Linked DNA regions of Homo sapiens: region 2 is linked to region 1. A link is an interaction called in ENCODE POLR2A ChIA-PET data of the cell type or tissue named here. Cell type or tissue: PC-9. All regions are shown on one strand. Region 1 overlaps SCNN1B (sodium channel epithelial 1 subunit beta). Region 2 overlaps METTL9 (methyltransferase 9, His-X-His N1(pi)-histidine).

Region 1 (4,000 bases):
CTAACATGGTGAAACCTCGTCTCTACTAAAAATACAAAAATTAGCCAGGCATGGTGGCGGCCACCTGTAATCCCAACTACTCGGGAGGCTGAGGCAGGAGAATTGCTTGAACCTGGGAGACAGAGGTTGTAGTGAGCCGAGATTGCGCCACTGCACTGCAGCCAGGACGACAGAGCAAAACTCCATATCAAAATAGAGAAAAAAAAATACAAAAATTAGTTGGGCATTGTGGCGCATGCCTGTAGTCCCAGCTACTTGGGAAGCTGAGGCAGGAGAATCGCTTGAACCCAGGAGGCGGAGGTTGCAGTGAGCCAAGATTGCGCCACTGCACTCCAGCCTGAGCGAGAGTGAGACTCCATCTCCAAAAATAAAATAAAATAAACATGAGCTCCTCGGATGCTCACAAGGGCTGCATGATGGAGGTACTAGTATTGTCCCCATTTTACAGATGGAGAAACTGAGGCACAGAGAAGTGAAGGGACTTGTCTGAGGTCTTCCAGTGAGGAAGTGCTTTTGCTGGGCTTCTGATACAGCAGCTGGCTCCCTGACTATAACCATCTGCCTCTGGGAGTAAGTTGACTGGCACCTCTGTGGCAGTGCTCTCAGCAGCATGGGGGCTAAGTGAAAGGCACTCAGCTCACCTGCCCTCTTGGCCAGCGGCCCCGATGGTCGCTGAATGAGAGCCTGCCTCTTGGTGGTTGCAGAGGTCAGAACCTAGAGATGGGAGGAGGGATCCACTCCCACCTGTGCCCGGCTCACAAGCCGCAAAACCACAGCCAGCCTGAGTCCACCAGCCCCTCTCTAGGGGTCAGTGCAACACATGAGCCCCGAGGGAGGGGGATCCGTCATCCACCATGCCCCACTTCCTCACTTCCATGGACTCCTTCAGCTTCTCTCTGTGTGTCTCTGTCTTTCTTTAAGAACTGTACAGCTGGGCGCAGTGGATCACATCTGTAATCCCAGTACTTTGAGAGGCCAAGGAGGGCAGATTGCTTGAGCCCAGGAGGTCAAGACCAACCTGGGCAACAGGATGAAACCTTATCTCTACAAAAAATTAGCCACCTGCAATCCTAGCTCCTCAGGAGGCTGAGGTGGGAGGATCACCTGAGCCCAGGAGGTTGAGGCTGCAGTGAGCCATGACCGTGCCACTGCACTCCAGTTTGGGTGACAGAGTGAGACCCTGTCTCAAGAAAACAAACAAACAAACTGTACACCAGAGAGGCAGAGAGACTAAGAGACTGTTATGTATTTCTTTTCTTTTTCTAATTTGTATAAATGTAAGGGGTTCAAGCGCAGTTTTGTTACATGGAATTATTATACAGTGGTGAAGTCTAGGCTTTTAGTGTAACCTTCACTGGAATCATATATACTGTACTCATTAATTTCTTGTCCCTCACCTGCCTCCTACCCTCCCACCCTCTAAGTCTCTGATGTCTCTCCTTCCACACTCTATATCCACGTGTGCACATCATTTAGCTCCCACTTACAGGTAAGAACATGCAATGTCTTTTGGTCCATGTATTAACTGCATGATCCTGGACAAGTTGTTTAAAAACTGCTCAGAATACTCAGCATATATGGAGCATTCCCTACTTCCTAGGCAGGTGAAACGATTTACCACATTACATCGTAATGACTCACAAGGCTTATACTATTTACTCATCATCATGGCTCACACGGTAGATACGATTTACTATACTAAATGCTCTGCTCTGCTACTATATACTAATCTATGATTGGGGAAACTAAGGCTTTGAGAAGGTTGCTCTGGAGCTCAGGAACACCACCCAAGTAAATGGTGGAGCTGCAGTGGTGTGATCATGGCTCACTGCTGCCTTGACCTTCCCAGCTCAAGCGATCTTCCTGCCTCAGCCTCCTGAGTAGCTGGGACTACAGGTACGTGCCATCATGCCTCGCTAATTTTTGTATTTTTTTTTTAAGAGATGGGGTTTCACCTTGTTGCCCAGGCTGGTCTCGAACTCTTGGGCTTGAACAATCCTCCTGCCTCGGCCTCCCAAAGTGTTGGGATTACAGGCATGAGCCACCACGCCTGGCTGAAGCTTGAGCTCTTGACCACGAAGCTGTGCTGCTTCCAAGTCCTCACTTTGCTCATCAGTAAAATGGGAACACCAGTTGCTACCCCACGGATTCTGAACATTGTGGGCGGGAATGGCTGAGGAAGCGCCTGGCCTGGCCTCCCCTGGCACACAGTAGAGCCTCGGTAGCAGCCACTCCTCTTGATGCCTTGGTCCCCCCTCAGTCCCACCCTGCAACAGCTGATGGTCTTTCAGTCCCACATTGTGGGGGTGGTTAAAGCCTCATGGCTCTGGCCCCACGATAAACCAAAACTCACCGAATTCAGTTCCAGGGTTGGCCGAAGGAAGTGCCTTCTCTGTCATGCCCCAGTTGAAGATGTAACAGTTGCCATAGTGAGGGTAGAAGATGGACGTGAAGTTCCTAAAAGAAACAGCATCAGCTGCAGGGCAGGTTCCACCACAGGCAATGCCTCCCCCGACTGTCTGCCGTCCACCTTTCATTTCCTCCTTGGAGGGGCTCCGAAAGGGAGAGGCGAGCAACAGGTCATTCTGTCCATCCTCTGGTCCAAACCAGAGGGGAGATTCCCAGGCTCCCTTGGGAAAGCAGGGGAAGAGAGTTTCTCTGGAGTTGGGGCTCAGGCTCTCTGGTTTGGCCATGAGTTATGAAAAAGAACTTTCTGGCCGGGCGTGGTGGCTCACGCCTGTAATCCTAGCACTTTGGAAGGCTGAGGCGGGAGGACCGCTTGAGGCCAGGAGTTTGAGACCAGGTTGGGCAACATGGTGAGACCCTCATCTCTACAAAAAATACAAAAATTAGCCAGGTGTGGTGGTGCATGCCTGCAGTCCCAGTTACTTGGGAGGCTGAGGTGGGAGGAACGCTTGAGCCCAGGAGTTCGAGGCTGCTTGAGCTATGATTGTGCCACTGCACTCCAGCCTGGGTGACAGAGTGAGACCCTGTCTCTAAAACAACAACAAACAACAACAACAAAAATGAAAAAGAACTTTCTCAGATGTTTTCATCTGTCTCGTATACACCTCAAAAGAGGCACATCCATGTCCTCAGCCCCGGAACCTATGAGTGTGACCTTATTTGGAGAAAGGGTCCTTGCAGATGTGCTAAGGATCTCGAGATGAGGTCATCTTGGATTATCCAGGTGGGCCCGAAATCAAATGACAAGCATCCTTAGAAGACACAGAAGAGAGACAGATACAGAGGAGAAGCTCATTGAAGACTGAGGCAGGGGCCTTCAGACACAAGCCGAGGAACTCCTGGGCCCACCAGAAGGCTCAGGGGAGAATTCCTCCTTGCCTCTTCTGATGACTGGTGTGCTGGAGTTCATCAAACTCTGTTCAGTCGAAGTGCATGTTCTCAAGTCTCCAAAGTAAGCAGCTTTAAAAAATATCTCTTGATGTTTCTATGTTGTTCTTTTTTTATTTATTAAAAATAAGAGGAGGTTGGGAGCGGTGGCTTATGCCTGTAATTCCAGCACTTTGGGAGGCCAAAGTGGGAGGATCACTTGAGCCCAGGAGTTTTGTTTGTTTGTTTGTTTTTGAGACAGAGTCTCACTATGTTGCTCAGGCTGGAGTACAGTGGTGTGATCTCACTCCAGGCTGAGGAGAATCTCAGCGATTCTCCTGCCTCAGCCTCCTGAGTAGCTGGGATTACAGGCACCCGCCACCACACCCGGCTAATTTGTGTATTTTTAGTGCAGATGGGGTTTCATCATGTTGGCCAGGCTGCTCTTGAACTCTTGACCTCGGGTGATCCCCACACCTTGGCTTCCCAAAGTGCTGCGATTACAGGCGTGAGCCACTGCACCCAACTGAGCCCAGGAGTTTGAGATCAGCCTGGCCAACGAATTGAGACCCTATCTCTACAAAAAATAAAAAATAAAATAAAATAAAAAGCCAGGAGTAGTGGTGAGTGTCTGTAGTCCCAGCTACTTGGGAGGCTGATGTGGATT
Region 2 (4,000 bases), 1.8 Mb after region 1:
TTTGTGGTCCAGAACCAGCAGCATTCAGCATCACTGGCATCGTCTAAGAGCTTGTTAAAAATGCAGACTCTCCAGGTGCAGTGGCTCCCACCCATAATCCCAGCACTTTGGGAGGCAAAGGTGGATGGATCACTTGAGGTCAGTTAGAGACCAGCCTGGCCAACATAGAAACCTCGTCTCTACTAAAAATACAAAAATTAGACAGGTGTGGTGGTGCACACCTGTAATCCCAGCTACTTGGGAGGCTGAGGCATGAGAATTACTTAAACCCGGGAGGCGGAGGCTGCAGTGAGCCCAGATTGCCACTGCACTCCAGTCTGGGAAACAGAGCAGGACTGTCTTTAAAAAAAAAAAAAAAAAAAAAAAAAAAAAAAAAAAAGCAGACTCTCAGACCTAGCCCCTGATGTACTAACTCATAATCTGCATTTTAACAAGACCCCCAGGTGATTCCTATGTACATCAAAGCCAAGAAGCACTACCGTAAGTAACTCCCGCTATGAATAAACATACTAATGAGGCTGTCACGTTATGGTGAATTTAAAGGGCAGAACCACAGAAAGATAGAACGCTGGACCAACTGCCAAGGTTCTGACTAGTAGAAGTATTGTAGCTCAGGTAGTCAACATGCTGAACAAGATAACTTTTCTTTTTGTGTTTTTCCTTTTGTAAACCTAAGGATAAAGAAAAAAATAAATGTCCAAGATTCACTTACCCATTGATAGATGTTCTAGACATAAACAGGCTAAAAACAGATGACACAAAAGAATGATATAATTGGATAAATAGCCAGCCCGATTTCTCAATGCTGTTGTTTAAGAAGATCTGTGTTCCTTGATCAAGGTAACTCTGAACAAAGACAGCCTGGAGTGATTCGCATAATTTCTCTCTGTTGCACACATACCACTAAAAAAAAAAAAAAAAAAAGAACAAAAATTAAAACACACAACCGAAGTGTCACCTAAGAAATCCAAAAACAAAAAACCAGAAGACTAAATCACATCTAAGATTTCCAAATATTACCATCTCATGATACTCTGAGAATAATCATTTCGTATACTCATATAACCTATAAAATATAAAGTACTTCTTCAGACATGACTTCTCATTTAATTCTCTTACAGCCCTCAAGGTAGGTAGAGTGGGTGAGGGAAGGGTGGAGAGGCTTTTGGGTCATTCAGCTTAGTAGGCAGCAGAACCAGACCACAGCTCAGGCACTCGGACTCCCAGCCCAGTGCTTCAGTCACTGTACCCGAGATTTAGAAAGCTCTGCTGGCCTCTCTTTCACTGAGATTCAACATCAGAAGGCAAACAGCTAGCAGCATCCTTGTTTTTAGACAAGAAAACAGTCACATAATCCAATGCCTTAACTCAAAATCACCAAACAAACCCAAATAGCAAAGTAAGCAACAGAATTTAACACTCCAGTGACCAGATTAAGTTGCCTTTCCTCTTGTGGACTATGTAAAAGAGATCTTTAGAAATCTTGAGGTATGCTTTACAAATAGGTCATATGACATTCTTACAGAGGCAACATGTGCTCAAGAAAGATTAAGAAGTTACTTAAGGTCATACTGCAATCAACGAGAAGACCAAATAGTAACATGCTAAGAACCAGATTTCCAGGAATTGGCTCTACCCAGAATCCACATTCTAGAACAAAATTCAAAAAGCTTCACCTGTAGATGAAATTTAATCTTTCATAATAAATGAGTCAGCATACCAGAGAGGTGGGGAAGCAGACTGTACATCAGCTTTAGCGTCAGCCCCACAATCAAGTCCCGGCTCTGCCCTTCCTATGTGAGCTCAGACAAATCACTTAAATCTCTCAGCCTCCATTCATTTGTAGACTAGAGATGTCACTGGGGTCTATATATCCTGGCAGGGTACGATGAGGATTAAACAAGATAATGCAGGCAAGTCCTCAACATAATACAAAGCACGTAGTGAGAATCCTACAATAATAATAGCAGTGAGATTCCTCTAACATAGCCTGAGAAATAAGAATAAGCCCCTTAAGTACAGTGATGAAACTACAAAGTATATCAATTATTATTAACCCATTATCTGCCATGAAACACAAATTTTTCCCAGTCAATTGGCCAAGAGTAATTTGCTTCCCCTTGACAAATACGACCTTTTATCAGCAGTAGACGTCCCATAAGTGCTTGCACAATTGGTAGACCAGCTTTACAGTCATCCTAAGCTTACTAATGTTCAGTGAAATCTTAAGTAACATTCCTGATGCTAACGTTAAAAGGAACTAGTTACAAATCAACACAAACAAACAGGCACGTTAAATTTCAGAGATTAATCATTTTACAAACTCTGTTCCCTAAACTGGGTAAACCAAACCTTTCCAGTTGTGGACTAATTTGTGCTAATTTGCCATTTCATCACAGTTATCAAAACTGCTTGGACTTTATATATAAAACTGTTTTTATTTTTCCTACTCTATATGACAAGCTATGAAGCTTTTTACATTCACTGCCTACATTTTTTCCCTTGGTCTGAAAATGTTCTTGCTTAATGATTTTCTAATTCTTAATACTTATTGTGCCTGAAGTTATGCTCCAGTGCAGGTCATAAACCGTTTTTTATTATACTCATGACCTCCTGGTGCACGTTCTGAACTCTGTAATATGGAGGCCACTCTGACTTTTATTTATTTTTTATTCTCTGAAATGGCTAATCAAGATGAAAGCCATCACCTTGATAATAGGCAATCAGGTACATTTTATTAATGTGGATGAGAAGTCATTCAAGTGAAACAGAGGAGCTAAGAATTCCTTGGCATCCACTTGTAAATGGACTAGAACAACAATAGATTCTGACTTCTAGAACCAAGCAGGAACTGGCACCATTAGCTGCAAATAGTGCTTTCAAGCACCAAGAGGAAAACTCAAGTTTTTAATAGCATTTTTCTCAATTCATCAACATTAACACGTGTGGTTGAACCCTTACTGTCACACAGGTCTTTCTGGAAAGAAACTGCTTATTGAACAGAATGTGCTACAGAACAAAAATAGAGCAAAGCTCTTCTCTTTAAAAAGAAAGGTGAAACGTATGTCCTTTCTGACCATTTGCATGACACAAATGTCGATTTCACAGCAGCAATGTCAGAAACTGCAAACAAGTCAAATGTCCATCAAATGGTGGATAAGCAAGATGTGATAATAGATTCATATAAAATAATAGCATGTTCTGCCATACAAAGGAATGAAGCACTGCTTCATGCTCCAGCATGGATGAACCTTGACAACATTATGCTAAGTGAAATAAGTCAGTCACAAAAGACCACATACTGTGTAATTCCACTTACGTGAAATGTCTTGAATATGCAAATCCAGAGATAGAAAGTAGATAGTAGATTGTGGCTGCCAGGGGCTGGGGAGCTGGGACAATGTGGAGTGGCTGCTAATGGACATGAGGTTTCTTTTTGGGGTGATGAAATGTTCCAAAATTAATACTGGTGATGGCTGCATAATTCTGTGATTATACTAAAAATCAATGAATTGTACTCTTTAAAAGGATAAATTTCATGGTATGTGAATTATATCCCAATAAAGCTGTTTTTTAAACACACACACACACCCCTCCCTAAATATGCAGGTGGCAGTTAGATCTTCCAGAAATTAAAAGTGGCCTGAAAACATAAGTAACCTAGAAAACCTCTTAAAATGCAAATTTTAAATGCAAATCTGATCACATCACTACCCTGCTTAACAGGAATCTTAGGATAACATCCAAAATGCTTAATATGGCTTATAAGGCCCTGCACGATTTTTGTTCATTCTGTGTCTCCAGCCTCACCTCATGACATTCCCTACCAACCCATGACCCCTGGACCCTCACTCCATCACACAGCTCCACCCCTTCCTTCTTTTTTCTGGAAGGCCCCTTTCCCGTGGCTGTCTCACATGGTATTTGCTCTGCCCCCCAACATTTCCCACCACCTAACCCACTCTCTCTTCACCTGGTTCGTTCAACTTCAGCCTAAATA

Evidence for each region. Peaks named below come from ENCODE experiments on the same cell type or tissue, not always from the same donor. Only the 100,000 strongest peaks of a DNase experiment are listed, where the experiment ranks them.
Region 2: POLR2A ChIA-PET joins it to region 1 with 6 read pairs; 1 of 35 experiments calls an interaction of 5 or more read pairs at or near these places.

Annotation. Positions count from the first base shown.
Region 1 is chr16:23,366,313-23,370,312 of GRCh38, reverse strand. It overlaps SCNN1B (sodium channel epithelial 1 subunit beta), which reads right to left. Exons shown (of 13, transcript NM_000336.3): 5 at 2,354-2,457. Among named protein-coding and RNA genes, the nearest start is that of SCNN1B, 66 kb to the right of the region's middle. In PC-9, no CTCF peak of the experiment used is centred here; a DNase peak (open chromatin) is centred at 1,622; H3K27ac peaks cover 2,538 bases.
Region 2 is chr16:21,609,548-21,613,547 of GRCh38, reverse strand. It overlaps METTL9 (methyltransferase 9, His-X-His N1(pi)-histidine), which reads right to left. Exons shown (of 5, transcript NM_016025.5): 2 at 713-903. Among named protein-coding and RNA genes, the nearest start is that of METTL9, 12 kb to the right of the region's middle. In PC-9, no CTCF peak of the experiment used is centred here; DNase peaks (open chromatin) are centred at 1,627 and 2,207; H3K4me3 peaks cover 1,014 bases; H3K27ac peaks cover 3,326 bases.